Regions from separate parts of the Homo sapiens genome. Here region 2 is linked to region 1. A link is a loop called in an ENCODE intact Hi-C map of the cell type or tissue named here. Cell type or tissue: chondrocyte. All regions are shown on one strand. Each heading gives the region's core, and the rest is flanking DNA. Links, peaks and the distances in the headings are about the cores only.

Region 1 (8,704 bases), core at 553-8,552:
GTTGAAGCGATTCTCCTGCCTCAGCCTCCCAAGTAGCTGGGATTATAGGCATGAGCCACCATGCCTGGCTAATTTTTGCATTTTTAGTAGAGACGGGGTTTCACCATGTTAGCCAGGCTGGTCTCCAACTCCTGACCTTGTGATCCACCCGCCTCGGCCTCCCAAAGTGCTGGGATTACAGGCGTGAGCCACCGCGCCCCGCCCAAAAAATGCCTGCTCTTAACCATGACTATATCTTTGTCATCATTGGAGAAACTTTTGTATAAAAGCCACAAGTTAATTATTAACTAGGGACTTACTCTTCACTGGGCTGTGTTTCAGGTGCTGGGGACACAACTGTGGACAAAAGAGACAAGACGTAGACATAGGGTAGTGAGTTCAGCTGGGGTTTGCTCCCAGGACCCAGGCAGGGGATATAAGCTAGGGAAACAGGCTGGGGTAACACTGACATAGATATGCTTTCTTTGTATAGTAAACATGTTAGAGGCCAGGCGCGGTGACTCACGCCTGTAATCCTAGCACTTTAGGAGGCCGAGGTGGATGGATCACCTGAGGTCAGAAGTTCGAGACCAGCCTGGCCAACATGGTGAAACCCCCGTCTTGTTGCACGGGAGCGAGTTAGAGAAAACACCACACTTTTGAGACGAATTAAGTCTGTTTATTTAGCCGGCGGCTAAGAGATGGCTTACGCTTAAAGTTCTTTCGGCCTTGAAGAAGGGGCTAGATTTTCTTTTATACTTTGGTTTAGAAAGGGGGGGGGTCTAGTTAAAACAATTTTACAGAAATAAAGTAGGCAAAAAAGTTAAAAGGATAAATGGTTACAGGAAAGTAAACAGTTCTAGGTGCAGAGGCTTTAAGATTATTACAAGGTGATAGACGCGGGGCTTTTTTTGGGCGTTATCAATCAGGCGAATTCCTGGGAACTGCGGATATTGCTCGCCACATTATCTTATCAGTGAATTGCATTCTTGGATGTGCTGGGAGTCAGTTTGCACAAGTTAAGTCCTTGAGGAAGGCGCTGCCAGTGAAAGAGCCAAGATGGAGTCTGTCTGGCTCTCTTAGCTAAGGGAGAGTCAATTAAGGTGGAACTAAGGCTAGGTGATTAAAGGAAAGAGGGAGAGTCTAAAAACAAGGTTAGTAAAAACAAGCTTAGGCATTACAGTCTCTACTAAAAATACAAAAATTAGCCGGGCGTGGTGGCGAGTGCCTGTAATTCCAGCTACTTGAGAGGCTGAGGCAGGAAAATTGTTTGAACCTGGGAGGCGGAGGTTGCAGTGAGCCGAGATCGCGCCACTTCACTACAGCCTGGGAGAAAGAACGAAGCTTCGTCTCAAAAAACCAAAAACCAAACAACAACAATAACAACAAAAACACGTGTTTGAATAATCTGTGCATTTTTTTAATCTTTTTTTTTTTTTTTGAGACAGGGTCTCCCTCTGTTGCCCAGGCTGGAGTGCAGTGACACAATCATAGCTCACTGCAAAGTGGCACAATCATAGCTCACTACAACCTCGACCTCCTGGGCTCAAGCCATCCTCCTGCCTCAGCCTCCCGAGTGGCTGGGACCACAAGTGCACACCACTACGCCCAGTTACTTATTTATTTTTGTAGAGATGGGGGTCTCACTATATTGCCCGGCCTGGTCTCAAACTCCTGGGCTCAAATGATTCTCCCACCTCAGTCTCCCGAAGCACTGTGATTGCAGGTGTGAGCCACCGTGTTCCACCATTGCTTTTCTTGAAATATGTAAGCCCTTTGGTTTAGTTTTTATTTTTCCACTTTTGACAGAAAAAATATTTCTCCACTATGAGAATAACAGCTGGCTGGTGTGTGGATCAATGGCAACCGATGCTTGACTTCGGGGTGTCAGGGAGAAAACACAGCATGGTGGCCGGGCGCGGTGGCTCGCGCCTGTAATCCCAGCACTTTGGGAGGCTGAGGCATGTGGATCACCTGAGGTTAGGAGTTCGAGACCAGCTTGACCAACATGGTGAAACTCCATCTCTAATAAAAATACAAAAAATCAGCCAGGTGTGGTGGTGCCTGTCTGTAATCCCAGCTACTCGGGAGGCTGAAACAGGAGAATTGCTTGAACCTAGGAGTTGGAGGTTGTAGTGAGCCAAGCTCGTGCCACCGCACTCCAGTCTTGGCAACAGAGCGAGACTCTGTCTCAAAAAAAAGAAAAAAAAATTAAAAAAACAAAAAACACAGCATGGTGAGGACTGTGGCGAACGGGTCAACCTGGAGAGCCCCCGAGTCAGCTCACAGGGGTGGCCATGGGATGGCTTTAGCTGCTCATGTGCAAATGCAGGCCAAGGGATCCACTTGAATTTTAGAGAAGTTGAAAATTTACATTTTGAGTGAAATCACCCAAGTTTTATATAATCGGGTCAAAGTATGAAAAAAATCATGTGAAGAGTAATAAAATGTATCTGTGGACCAGAGTTTGCAACCTGAGTCAGAGAGTGCAGGATCGGAGTCTCAGCTCTGCCCGCCTCCAGCTGTGAATCACAGGCAAGCCACGACACCTCCTGAGTCTCAGTTTCACCCTCTGTTAAATGGGGCTTATAAAAACAATCACTTGGATGAGCTTATGTGCCAATCCTTGTTCTAAACCAGTGGTTTCCAATCCATGGGTTGTGAAATTGATTTTGCAGATTGGAACCTGCATCACTGAAAAACAGCAGGATGGAAAAATTATAGAATGTGTCACAGTTGTTTGGTAAGCATTGCTTTGTGAAACTGAGTTATACACACATACATGATATACATACACTCCTATTTATACACACACATATGTATGTGCTGTACTGGGTCTTGATGTAATATGTAATATGCATTTCTTATTACCCCACAAGGGGGCCAGTAGACTTCAGGGGCTGAGGGAGAGGTGGGTAGGTCTCTGTGGGCCCAGATCCCCATGGAGTTGGGTAGGGGATGCAAGGGCAAAGAGGCTCCCCCGTCACCTAGAGCTGGAGTTTACCAAACACCAAATACTTGGCTGGGTGCTGTGGCTCACACCTGTAATCCCAGAACTTTGGGAGGCTGAGGCGGGAGGATCACTTGAGGCCAGGAGTTCAAGACCAGCCTGGCCAACATGGCGAAGCCCCATCTCTACTAAAAATACAAAAATTAGCCAGGTGTGGTGGCATGCGTCTGTAGTCCCAGCTACTCGGGAGGCTGAGGCACAAGAATCGCTTGAACCCGGGAGGCGGAGATTACAGTGAGACGAGATCATGTCACTGCACTCCAGCCTGGGCGACAGAGCGAGACTCTGTCTCAAAATAAAACCAAAACCCCAAACAAATACCAAATACTTAATGGTTGAATTTATTTTTTTTTCTTTTTTGAGATGGAGTCTCGCTCTGTCGCCCAGGCTGGAGTGAAGTGGCGTGATCTCGACTCACTGCAATCTCCGCCTCTTGGGTTCAGGCAATTCTCTTGCCTCAGCCTCCCGAGTAGCCGGGATTACAGGCATGCACCACCATGCCCAGCTAATTTTTTTTGTATTTTTAGTAGAGACGGGGTTTCACCATGTTGGCCAGGCTGGTCTCGAACTGATGACCTCAAGTGATCCACCTGCTTCAGCCTTTTTTTGAGATTTTTGATACATGGTCTTGCCTTTCTCTGTCACCTAGGCTGGAGGGCAGTGATGTGATTGTGACTGCAGCCTCAAACTTCTGGGGCTCAAGCGATCCTCCCGATTCAGCCTCCCAAAATGCTGGGAATTATAGGTGTAAGCCACTGCACACGGCCAAATGGTTGAATTATAAAATCAGCATTTGGCTAGAGCCGGATTATCATCACTCTCAGATGAACTTCAGGATATAAAAATAAATCCGGCTGGGCTCGGTGGCTCATGCCTGTAATCCCAGCACTTTGGGAGGCTGAGGTGGGTGAATTGCTTGAGCCCAGGAGTTTGAGACCAGCCTGGTCAACATGGCAAAATCTCCACAAAAAATACAAAAAATTCAGCCAGGTGTGGTGGTGCACGGCTGTAGTCCCAGCTACTCAGGAGGCTGAGGTAGGAGGATCACTTGAGCCTGGGAGGTCGAGGAAGCTGCGGTCGCACCACTTGACTCCAGCCTGGGCAACAAAGTGAGACCCTATCTCAAACCAACCAACCAACCAACCTACCAACCTAACATTTCTCCCAGACAATTGAAGCCATTGTTACAATTACATTATTAAACACTGGCGCGGCCCATGTCTAAAGCTGGGCAGAGTGCAGGAACAGCGTTTCCCAGCCCTGTAGGTGGCTGGGCCACTCTCGAGGCCACCACAGCGTCCATCTGCCTCCTGCATAGACATTGTGTCAACCGAGGCCACCACTATGGTCACTGTAGAAGGTCACCTTACCATGACCTCTTGGGCCTAACATATCGTCGACGGTGCTGCAGTATCATCAGAGCAATCCCTGTAGCCCGGCGCAGCCCAAAGCAGACGCCTTGAGAATCCTTTCTCGGAAGGCTTGCGTTATTGCTCTTTCCGGGTCCCACTTCAAGTGGCACCTGCGGGCGGCTGGGTCAGCTGTGGGGCCGCACTGCCCCCTGGTGGTTGCAGATGAGCACAGCTTCTCGGGCGCTGAGCTTGCATCATGGGGCTCAAAATATTAGGGAAAAATGGTCCATCGTTTTTAACGCGAATTCTCCTCTTGCCAGAATGAACCACAGGTCCGTGCCACAACATGGGTACACCTCAAAAACATTCTGAGTCAAAGAAGCCAGGCACCAAAGATTACGCTCTGAGTCCATTTATATGAAGTTCTAGATCTGGCCAAACTACCTTAGCGACAGGAACCGGAACAGTCATGGAATGCGGATATAGACTGGGCAGGGGTGCGAGGGAGCCAGCCTTTTGCCTGGAAACGTTTTCCATCTTGATCTGGGTGCTGTAATTATCCCAGCATAATCATACGTAAAAATACTTGAGATTTGAGATTTGTGCAATAGACTTTATATTAATTATAAAATAAAAAAAATTTAAAATGTATGAAGGAATCCCTTGCCCAGACGCTTCATCCTGCCCCTTCTAGCCATTCTTTCCATGGCAGCCAGGGTGATTTTGAGAATATCAATCATATCACAGCACCCTCCTGTTTAAAACCTGATTGGTTTTAAGCACCCTGCTTAAAACCTTCTGATATCTTGTCACTGGATTTAGAATACAATTTAAAATCCAAAATGAATAGGGTCCCACGACATCTGGCCGGGCCTTGCCCTTGCGCCCTATCATGCTCGCACCCTCTGACCTTGGCCTTGGCCTCCAGCCACACCGGCTTCCTTTCCTTCCTTTGTCCTGCCTGGAACCGTGTATTTCCTGCACCTCTCCCTGGAATGCTGTCCCTGGCCTTTCTTGTTGTACTGGTCTGAGTTCAAGTGTCACCTCCTTAGAGGTGACCAGCGAGTCCACAGCAAATGCTTTTCGGGGGAGTCTGCACTGCATCAGCCCAATGCTTGCTTCCGGACTCCAGGCACTGTCTGAAGTGACTCTGTACTGGGGAAGAAAGCAGCCTCCTTCTTTGAGCTAACAGTACCATGCTGTGTGCCCTAAAAGTTAAAATCTCAGCCAGCAAAAAGATCCTCAATATTTTACCTCCTGGGCAAGCACCAAGACCCCTTTATGGCCCCTGAATGTTCCCTGGAGAGATACTGCCATCTCTGTCAAGAAGTTCTTCTTGGGACCCCTTTCAACAGGTCTTCTTGAAGTTGGCTAAAGTAGGCCTCCAAGAGCCACCTTCCCCTCCCTGCGGAGGCTCATACGACCCCTCCTCTCCTGCTGACCTCAAGGCAGATCTTGGAAGGGGACACAGATTGTGGCTCAAGCCTGAATGAAGCCTGTACCTGGGGTGTGTGCTGGTTCCCTGCTCCTGGCTGGCGAAAACCTTTTTTCTTGTGGGACCCAGCTGACTGGCGGCAAAGGCTACCTCCCAGTGTCAATAGGGCCGCTTTCAGTCCGGTTCCCTGCACTTTGTGACGGTCGGGACCTCATCTGCTCATTTTCACCTCTGCATCCAGAAGTTGAAACGAGCACCTGGTAAATAACAGACCTGTGCATAACCCGGATCTATTTCCAAAACACATCGCTAAGTGAAAAAAAGCCAATGGCACATGCCACCCTTTGTGTAACAATGAAGAAGAAATAAGAAATATATTGTCATATTTCCATAAAGAAACTTTAAAAGGATACAAAAGAAATGAAGGGGCCGGGTGCGGTGGCTCACACCTGTAATCCCAGCACTTTGGGAGGCTGAGGCGGGTGGATCACCTGAGGTCAGGAGTTCGAGACTACCCTGGCCAACATAGTGAAACCCCATCTCTACTAAAAATATGAAAATTAGCTGAGCGTGGTAGCTCACACCTGTAGTCCCAGCTACTTGGGAGGCTTGAGGCATGAGAATCACTTGAACCCGGGAGGCAGAAGTTGCAGTGAGCTGAGATCATGCCACTGCACTCCAGCCTGGGCAACAGAGTGAGACTTGGTCTCAAAAGAAATTAAGGAATGCAGCTGCTTACAGGAGGCTGATGAAATCAGACATATGAGTGACAGGTGGGAGAGTGCCTTCATCACACTGAAAATTGTGAATGGGTGAGCTGTAGGAGCATGGATGAGTGGATATATTCCAGCCTCTTTGAAACTTGTTAACAGGATTTTCCCAGGGGTCCCTGGCTCTCAGACCACTGAGACCACCTTGTGTTGGACAATGGGGCCTCAGAGAAGGGTCTTTCTTGCTACATCCCACATGGCCACAGCCTTTACCCAATGCTGTGGGGCACACAGAGAAAGGGCTAGTGATGCTGTTTGGGGGAAACCAAGGCTGGAAACAAGCTCCTGAGGGCCACAGGTTATTGACAGAGAAGTCTCCAAAACTGACATCTGACCTTTACGATGCTCCTATAGGGCCAGGCAAGATGGCACATGCCTGTAATCCCGGCACTTTGGGAGGCTGAGGCGGGAAGATCACTTGAGGCCAGGGGTTTGAGACCAGCCTGGGCAACATAGTGAGACCCTGTTTCTACAAAAATAAAAAATTAAAAAAATTTAAAAAAAGGTGCTCTTATAGGTAATCCATTCATCGTTTTCAATATATGAGCTTCATCAGTACCGTGAGTCATGAAACTCTCAGATTTTTGTCCAACTAATGTGGACAATGAACGTATTTGCATTTCTCTTGTTATAGGTGAGGTTGAACTTTTTTCTTTTCTTTTTTTGAGACAGGGTCTCGCTTTGTCACCCAGGCTGGTGTGCAGTGGCATGATCACAGCTCACTGCAGCCTTGACCTCCTGGGCTCAAGTGATTCTCCCACCTCAGCCTCCCTGGTAGCTTGGGCTATAAGTGCATGCTGTCACACCTGGCTAATTTTTTAAATTATTTGTGGAGACAGGGTCTCACTATGTTGCCCAGGCTGATCTTGAACTCCCGAGCTCAAGTGATCCTTCTGCCTCCGGCTCCCAATGTGTTGGGATTATAGGTGTAAGCCACTGCACTGACATTTTTTTATATTTTATTTTTATTTTTAGAGACAGGGTCTCACTCTGTCATCCAGGCTGGAGTGCAGTGGCATAATCATAAATCACTGCAGCCTGAACTGCTGGGCTTAAGTGAGCCTCCTGCGTCAGCCTCCTGAGTAGCGTGCACTACAGGCGTGTACCACCAGGCCTGGCTAATTTTTTTATTTTTGTTTTTTGTAGAGATGGGGTCTCACTATGTTGCAGTCTGGTATGGAACGCCTGGCCTCAAGCCATCCTCCCACCTTGGCCCCCACAAAGGTCTGGGATTACAGGTGTGAGCCATCATGTCTGGCCTGAGTATTTTTTTATAAGTTTTAAAACCAAATTAGCTGGGTGTGGTGGCTCATGCCTGTAATCCCAGCTACTCCAGAAGTTAAGGTGGGGAGATCGCTTAAGCCCAGGAGTTTGAGGTTACAGTGAGCTATGACTGTGCCACTGCACTCCAGCCTGGGTAACAAGAGTGAGACCCTGTCTAAAAAACAATCAAAACCAGAAAACGCACACACACAAAAATCCCCCAAAACCAAACCAAAACAAAACCAAACACCAAAAACCACCACCAACCAAAAAACAAGAACCAGTTGCATTTTAAAAAATATAAAGTGTTGGCCAGGTGCTGTGGCTCATGCCTGTAATTCCAGCACTTTGGAAGGCTGAGGTGGGCAGATCACCTGAGGTTGGGAGTTCGAGACCAGCCTGGCTAACATGGTGAAACTCTGTCGCTACTAAAAATACAAAATTAGCTGGGCATGGTGGCATGCGCCTGTAATCCCAGCTACTCAGGAGGCTGAGGCAGGAGAATCGCTTGAACCTGGGAGGTGGACATTGTAGTGAGCCGAGATCATGCCATCGCACTCCAGCCTGGGTGACAGAGCAAGACTGTCTCAAAAAAAAAAAAAAAAAAAAAAAAAAGGCTGGGCACGGTGGCTCACATCTGTAATCCCAGCACTTTGGGAGGCTGAGGCGGGTGGATCACGAGGTCAGGAGATCAAGACCATCCTGGCTAACACGGTGAAACCCTGTCTCTACTAAAAAATACAAAAAAATTAGCCGGGCGTGGTGGCAGGCACCTGTAGTCCCAGCTACTCAGGAGGCTGAGGCAGGAGAATGGCACGAACCCGGGAGGCAGAGCTTGCAGTGAGCCGAGATCACACCACTGCACTCCAGCATGGGTGACAGAGCAAGACTCTGT
Region 2 (8,704 bases), core at 385-8,384, 270 kb before region 1:
GAGGCCAAGGCGGGAGGATCATTTGAGCCCAGAAGTTCAAGACCAGCCTGGGCAACATGGCAAAATCCTGGCTCTACAAAAAATGCACAAAAATAGGCCAGACGCAGTGGCTCACACCTGTAATCCCAGCACTTTGGGAGGCTGAGGTGGGCAGATCACAAGGTCAGGAGTTTGAGACCAGCCTGGCCAACATAGTGAAACCCCATCTCTACTAAAAATACAAACATTAGCTGGGTGTGGTGGCACGTGCCTGTAGTCCCAGCTATTTGGGAGGCTGAGGCAGGAGAATTGCTTGAACTTGGGAGGCGGAGGTTGCAGTGAGCCGAGACCGAGCCATTGCACTCTAGCCTGGGTGACAGAGTGAGACTCCATCTCAAAAAAAAAAAAAAAACCCCACAAAAATCAATTAGCTGGGTAGCTGGGTGTGCGCCCATGGTCCCAGCTACTTGAGAGGCTGAGGCAGGAGGATCACCTGAGGCCGGGAAGTTGAGGCTGCAGTGAGCCGTGATTCCATCACTCAATGCCAGCCTGGGTGACAGTGAGACCCTGCCTCAATCAATCAATCAAAGAAAATATTCCTCCAGCACCAGTTTTCATGCAAGGGAATTTTTGTTCAGTTTGGTTCAGCCAAATAAAGTCCAGGATAGAACCTGGGTCTATCAGAGTTCCCCAAATTTCAGTGACTCATGTAACGCCTTTGAGATTTTTGCCATCGCCACAAATCACCTTTTTTTTTTTTTGAGACAGCGTCTCGCTCTGTCACCCAGGCTGGAATGCAGTGGTGCAGCTGTTACAGTAGGTAGCTAGTCAGACATGAACAGAGCAAGAGAGAGTTCCCCCACAACACACACACACCAGGAATGTCAGGTGACCAGAGGTGACCATCAGGTGATGCTCAGGCGGTTGTTAACTATCTCTCTAAAATAATGATTGGTCTCAGCCGACTCCAGGGAAAGGCAGTCTCCCAATAAGCAGAAAAAAAACAACAACCTGAAACTGGTGATCAGCAGCTTCCCAGTAAGATCTCAGGACTGGGTAAATGGGCTCAAGCATGGGAATTAAGAGGCAAAATGGCAAAGTTTAACTGATGACCGTCTAGGGACATTCAACTGGTAAGGGAAGAATGCCTCAAGTGAGCACGTACACAACTCCAATAAACACATTGCACGTGCAGACAGCCCATCCCCAGTGAAAAATCACGGGAGAAGGAACTCAAGACCCCGGAAGTATGTCAGCATATGAAACACAAATCACAGGTAAAACAGAGCGCTTGATTTCTCAAGTCGCCCGCCTGACCCTCTTCCAACATAGAAAGGCCCTGTTTCTACAAAAAATTTAAAAAATTAGTTAGACGTGGTGGTGCACACCACTAATCTCAGCTACTTGGGAAGCTGAGGTGGGAGGATCACTTGAACCCAGAGTTTGAGGCCACAGTGAGCTATGTATTCCAGCCTGGGCAACAGAGCAAAAGACCTATCTCAAAAAAAAAAAAAAAAAAAAAAAAAAGAAATGGTTTGACCAGTTAGAATTTTTCATTCCTTCTGGGTACAGTGATTGGTTCAAGAATGGGGTTGTGATCCAAGCCAAGTCTTTGAGGCTCAGTTCTTAAACTTTTGTTGCAACAGTTGCCTAAAAGATTCCTCTGGAATTGCTAACTTGGTAGGAAGTAAGTCTGTAGTTGCTGGAGCCACCACTCGGTAAGATTCTGCCTGAGAATAAAGCGGAGATGAGCAATAAAAACAGAGACCAAATAATTATGACCTTGTTGCTCAGATCCAGCCATGCCTGAAGCTGGGAAACTCTGAACTTTTGAGTTGTGCCAGCCAATACATTTCTCCCTAACATCTTTTTTCTTTTTGGTTTTTTGTTACTTGCAATTGACTGATAAATATACCACCACAAATGGCAGGATACATAGCAGACATTATTGTTGGCCTACTCAAAAACTTTTCTTCCTTTTTAAATGAGAATTCTGGTTGGGACCAGATGTCCACCCCTCTCCTGCTGGCCATGTGCTTCCAGGGAGATGGATCCCAGTCCCAACCCCAGCCTGAGGAATACATATGAACCAATCACGGTGATCCAGACCACTTGTCAGTGGTTGGTTTAGGCTTATCACGTGATGCCCTCTAGCCAATAAGACAAGAAAAAAACTCCGCTGCACGCTGGGAAAGGTTTTTCTCATTAACAGAAACGTGTTGTTATGACTTGAATGTCTGAAATTGTGGGCATTATCGTGGCATCACGAGTGAGAATATCTAACACACTAAGAGAGGCAGAGAAAGAATTTAGGTTCTGACAATATTTGAGCCCCTGAGAACTATCTATACCTATGGATCCTTGACAACTTGAAAGAGTTGCTCTCTTGGTGGCAAAGTTACTGTAGTAACTGAAGCCTCCCAAACCGACACCACCACACAGGAGAAAAGCATATGCTCAGGGCTTTCTCTTGAAAGGGAAGAAACTGCTTCCCTTCCGGAGTCCCAGATAAAACCTTGGATCTCATTGCCTCTCACTCAGTGATGTGTTCATCTGCGAACCCTAACAAGAAGACCAGGGAGGCCGGGCGTGGTGGCTCACGCCTATAGTCCCAGCACTTTGGGAGGCCAAGGCGGGCGGATCAACTGAGGTCAGGAGTTTGAGACCAGCCTGACCAACATGGTGAAAGCCTGTCTCTACTAAAAAAATACAAAAAATTAGCCTGGCGTGGTGGCATGTGCCTGTAATCCCAGCTACTCAGGAGGCTGAAGCAGGAGAATCACTTGAACCTAGGAGGCAGAGGTTGCAGTGAGCCGAGATTGTGCCACTCCAACCTGGGTGACAGAGTGGGAAGGCCAGGGTAAAGAAAAGACTTTGATTGATGTAAGCCAATCAGGACCCAACTCTGGAGCATGGGGCAAAGTAAATCTTATTCCAAAACACATGGAATTAGAGTGTGAAAGTTGGTGTTCTGTGGTTCCATTAATGGTGTCCTGGAAAGATTACAAAAGAACACTTACATTCTCTTCCAACCCAGGAAGTCATAGGACTTTGGGGGCGGGGGTGGAAGGAGAGAGAAAGAAACATGTCATTTGCTCAACATGGTACTTAGCATTATCGAAGATTAAGAAAATGTGTAGCACATGATCCCTGCTCTCAGAGAATTTACAAGTGAGATTAACTGCCCCTTAATATATCAGTTTGGGAGACCTGCCCTTCAAAGACTATATTTTTTTTGTTGAATACTCTATTAGAGTAACGCTAGCCACTGTAACAAATAACGCTCACATTTCAGAGGCTTGCATAATAGAAGTTTATCTCCTCTAGCGCTGCATTGCCAGTTGACTGACAGCTTTCCTCCATCCCTGGGGCCTCATCGTTGATGTCTGCATCCAGTGGTGGCAGGGGAAGGAGAATGGAAAAGGCGCACATGTTTCTCAACTGCTTTGTGCAGAGCTAATACACATTGCTTTTGCTCACATTCTATTTGCAGAATGAATCACAGGCTGTACCCAGATGCAAAGGGGATTGGGAAATATTGTCCCTGGCTGCTTTCCAATGACAACTCTATATCCTAAGGATAACTAGCCGTCTCCGTCACTCAAATATTGCCTGTAGTAATGGCAAATGCCCACAAGGATGCAGAAATGCCTTGATCGTGTTTAAGCAATTTAAATCATATACCAAAATTTCTCACTCTCAGCCCGATTGACATTTCCGGCCAGATAATTGTTTTGGGGTAATCCTGTGCATTGTAAGATTCAGTTTAGCAGCATCTCTGGCCTCTACCCACTAAATGCCAGTAGCACCCCCACCACCAGTTGTGACAATCAAAAACCTCTCCAGACAGTGCCAAACATCCCCTAGGACACAGAACATTTCCATCCCCCAGAAAGTTCCCTCTTGCCCCTTCCCAAAACAAGATAACCACTATCCTGACCTTTATCACCCTTAGTTTTCTCTATTCTTAGACTCCACATAAATGGAATCATACAGAATGAACTCTTTTTTTTCTTTTTTGAAACAGAGTCTCGCTCTGTCACCCAGGCTGGAGTGCAGAGGCATGATCTTGGCTCACTGCAACCTCCGCCTCCCTTGTTCAAGGGATTCTCCTGCCTCAGCCTCCCAAGTAGCTGGGATTACAGGTGTCCGCCACCACGCCTGGCTAATTTTTTTATTTTTTGTAGGAACATGGTCTCACCATGTTGGCCAGGCTGGTCTCAAACCCCTGACCTCAAATGATCCACCTGCCTCAGCTTCCCAAAGTGCTGGGATGACAGGCGTGAGCCACTGCATCCGGCATGAACTCATGTATCTGGCTTCTTTCACTCAAATAATGCTTTTCAGATTGAGTCACGCTGGATGCCCCAGTAATTCTTTCCTGGCTGTTGTTGAGTAGAATTCCATTTTGGGACCATACCATCATTTGTTTACCCTCTTGTTGTCGGGCACTTGGTTGTTTCCAGTTTGGACTATTATGAAACAAGCTTCTATGAACATTCTGGAACAAATTTTTTTTTCTTTTTTTTTGAGATGGAATCTTGCCCTGTTGCCCAGGCTGGAGTGCAATGGCAAGATCTCAGCTCACTGCAACCTCCACCTCCTGGGTTCAAGCGATTCTCTTACCTCAGCCTCCTGAGTAGCTGGGACTACAGGCGCGCACCACCACGCCCAGCTAATTTTTTTCCTCAGGTGATCCGCCCTCCTCAGCCTCCCAAAGTGCTAGGATTACAGGCATGAGCCACCACACCTGGCCTGGAACAAGTATTTTTATGGACATGGGCACACATTTCTCTTAATCCAAGAGTGGAATTACTGGGTCAGCAGTAGGTAAATGTCAAACTTTATTAGGTATTATAGTTAACCTATATTATTTTTAAGTTGTATTTATTTATTTATTTATTTTTATTTTTTATTTTTTGAGACGGAGTTTCGCTCTTGTTGCCTAGGCGGGAGTGCAATGGTGCAATCTCGGCTCACTGCAACCTCCGCCTCCTGGGTTCAAGCAATTCTCCTGACTCAGCCTCCTGAGTAGCTGGGATTACAGGCATGCGCCACCACGCCTGGCTAGCATTTATTTATTTTTTAGAGAGTCTTGCTGTGTTGCCCAGGATGGTCTCAAACTCCTGGCCTCAAGCGATCTGCCTGCCTCAGCCTCCCAAGGTGCTAGGATTATGAGCATGATCCACCACACCCAGCCTTCTCCTTGTACCCTTTCCTTCACCCTTCTTCAGAGGTAACCACTCTGAGCCTTTCTGCTCTGTCCTTCTAGAACATTCTTTCTATTTAGGCAGCTAGTTTATAGCAGTTAGGAGCTTAATGTGGCCTTGGGCACATGTATGAACTCTCTGTGTCTTCCTCATTCCTAAAAAAGGCATTTGTTTGTTTGTTTCTTTGTTTTTTGTGACAGTCTCGCTGTGTCGCCCAGGCAGTGGCATGATTTCAGCTAACTGCAAACTCCGCCTCCTGGTTCAAGTGATTCTCCCGCCTCTGCCTCCTGAGTAGCTGGGACTACAGGCAGGCGCCACCACACCTGGCTAGTTTTTGTATTTTTAGTAGAGACGGGGTTTTGCCGTGTTGTCCAGGTTGGTCTTGAACTCATGACCTCAGGTTATCCACCCACCAGCCTCCCAAAGTGCTGGGATTATAGACGTGAGCCATCGCACCTGGTCTGATTGCGTTTTTTTGCACACTTCTATCTGCTATGGTTTGACTGTCCCCTTGAAAATTCATGTTGAAACTTAATACCCAATGTGGCAGTACTGAGAGGTTCAGCCTTTAAGAAGTGATTGGGCTTGGCCCAGTGGCTCATACCTGTAATCCCAGCACTTTAGGAGGCCGAGGCGGGCAGATCACCTGAGGTCAGTTCAAGACCAGCCTGGCCAACATGGTGAAACCCTCATCTCTACTAAAAATACAAAAATTAGCCAGGTATGATGATGCATGCCTGTAATCCCAGCTACTGGGGAGGCTGAGTCAGAAGAATTGCTTGAACCAAGGAGGCCGGAGGTTGCAGTGAACCGAGATCGTGCCACTACACTCCAGCCTGGGTGACAGAGTAAGACTCTGTCTCAAAAAGAAAAAAAAAAAAAACAGAAAAACAAAAAACAGAAGTGATTGGGTCATGAAAGCTCTCATGAATGGATTCATCCATTCATGAATTAATAGATTAATGAGTTAATGGGTAAATGGATTAATGAGTTGTCATAGAGTGGGACTTGTGGCTTTAGAAGAAGAAGAAGAGAGACCTCAGGTAGCTGCTCAGGCCCCTCTTCATGGGATGCCCTGTGCTTCTTTGGGTCTCTGCAAAGAGTCCCCAACAGCAAGAAGGCACTCATCAGATGCAGCCCCTCGAGCCTGGGACTTAGCCTCCATAATTGTAAGAAATAATTCCTCATATATGTACCTACTATGTACCCACATAAATTAAAAATTAAAAAAGTAATAATTCCTTTTATTTATAAATTACCAAGTTTTATGTATTATGTTATTTCTGTTATAAGCAACAAAAAACAGACTTAAGACAATATTATTGAATTTTCCACAAAGGTCACTTCTGTATAAATTAAAGGAAGCCTGTACTTTCTTTTGTTTGGAACATTACCAAAACTTGTTCACTACTTTAGACAATCATGTCACTTCTGGCAATGCAACTCAGTAAAACTCAAGGGAGTTTTCATCACCAGTAATCACCCCTGTGTGGGTCCACGTTCAAGGCTGTCCCTTCACAGTGAATGTGCACATCTGACCTCTCCGATGCATCCTCAGTTAGATGGGGCCGAACACACTCATACCAAAATCTGTGTGTTAGGGCATCCTATGGGGGGGTTCCAGTGACAAAAGGAAGACAGGGAGAAGAGATGCTGAACAGACATTAAGAAGACTTGGCCAAGACAGGCGGTTAGCCTGAGCTCAGGAGTTTGAAATCAGCCTGGGCAACAAGGTGAAACCCCGTCTCTACTAAAAATACAAAAAAATTAGCCGGCTACTCCGGAGGCTGAGGCAGGAGAATTACTTGAACCCAGGAGGCGGAGGTTGCAGTGAGCTGAAATCGCACCACTGCACTCCAGGCTGGGTGAAAGAGTGAGACTCCGTCTCCAAAAAAGAAGAAGAGTTGGCCTTGCTGTAATTATTCCCATTTCATAGGTGGCTAAGGCAGGGCATAGAGAGATTCAAGTGGTTGAGGAGTGGAGGAGGCAGACTCAAACCCAGTTACCACTACAACTTACTTACCGCCTGTGTTAGTCAGGGTTCTCCAGGGAAATAGAACCAGTAGGATAGATAGATAGATAGATAGATAGATAGATAGATAGATAGATAATTATATTAATAGATGATAGATAATAGATTGATAGATGATAGATAGATCGCCTCTTGGCCTTTTGGCTAAAATCAAGTGTAGATTGATAGATGATAGATAAGTGATAGATAATAGATGATAAATAGATGATAGGTAGATAGGTACATAAATAGATGATAGGTAGATAGATGATAAATAGATGATAGGCAGATAGAGCAATAGATTGATTTATAATAGATAAATAATAGAAATAGATTGATAGGTGATAGATTGATAGATAATAGATTAATAGATAGATGATAGATAATAGATTGATAGATCATAGATGAGATAGGTGATAGATACCAGATGATAGATAGATAGATAGATAGATAGATAGATAGATAATAAAGAGATAAATAGATGATAGGTAATGCCCGTAATCCCACCACTTTGGGAGGCTGAGATGGGCGGATCACCTGAGGTCAGGAATTCGAAAACAGCCTGGGCAACATGGTGAAACCTCATGTCTACTAAAAATACAAAAATTAGCTGGGCGTGGTGGCACATGCCTGTAGTCCCAGCTACTTGGGAGGCTGAGGCAGGAGAATCGCTTGAACCCAGAAGGCAGAGGTTGCAGTGAGGCAAGATCACACCACTGCACTCCAGCCTGAGCAATAGAGTGAGACTCCATCTCAAAAAAAAAAATCAGCGATAGGTAGACAGATAATAGGTAGGTAGGTAGGTAGATAGATAGATAGATAGACAGATAAATAGATAGATAGTTATGAACAGGAAGAGATTTATTACAGGGATTGATTCATAGGATTATGGAGGCGGAGAAGTCCCACTATCTGCCATCTGCAAGCTGGAGGCCCGAGAAAGCTGGTGATGCGGTTCCAGTACGAATCTGAAAGCCTGAGGACCAAGGGAGCCAACAGCATCTGTCCTGGTCCAAGTCAGAAGGCCCGAGATGTCCAATGGCAGGAGAAGGTGGATGTCTCAGCTGAAACAGAGAGAGAATTCATCCTCCCTCTGCCTTTTTCTTCAATTCAGACCCTCAAGGATTGGGTGATGTCCATGCATGCTGGCGAGCAAGGTTCTTCTTTACTCAGTCTATTGTTTCAAATGCTAATCCCTTCTGGAAACACCCTCCTGGAAATGTTTTACCAGCTACCTGGGCATCCCTTAGCCAGTAGATTAACTATAACACTGTCTATGTGCCGCATAATTTTCTGGCAACTGTTCTCATAAATTGTTGAAAAATTGCATTGATAAATAAAGGTAAACACAGGCTCTACTGTTCCTTGTGTTCTCTGACACAGCATCCAATCGCTGGACGTCAGGGAGTGAGTCCCAATGTTACAGGGTACAAAGAGTTCAGCAAAGAAATGCTCTCAGCTGGGAAATTTGAATATATCAAGTACCTGCATATTTGATGACATT

The links. Hi-C counts contacts between places; a loop is a spot of excess contacts. Peaks named below come from ENCODE experiments on the same cell type or tissue, not always from the same donor. Only the 100,000 strongest peaks of a DNase experiment are listed, where the experiment ranks them.
Region 2: it touches region 1 in a loop (2.9-fold over the local background); 6 of 110 quality-filtered maps call a loop at or near these places.

Annotation. Positions count from the first base shown.
Region 1 is chr20:47,192,383-47,201,086 of GRCh38, reverse strand. No RefSeq gene overlaps it. Among named protein-coding and RNA genes, the nearest start is that of MIR3616, 30 kb to the right of the region's middle. In chondrocyte, for the core only: CTCF peaks have their summits at 2,828 and 4,553 (motif pointing left); no DNase peak of the experiment used is centred there.
Region 2 is chr20:47,459,367-47,468,070 of GRCh38, reverse strand. No RefSeq gene overlaps it. Among named protein-coding and RNA genes, the nearest start is that of NCOA3, 38 kb to the left of the region's middle. RefSeq lists a silencer at 3,312-3,606. In chondrocyte, for the core only: a CTCF peak has its summit at 3,659; no DNase peak of the experiment used is centred there.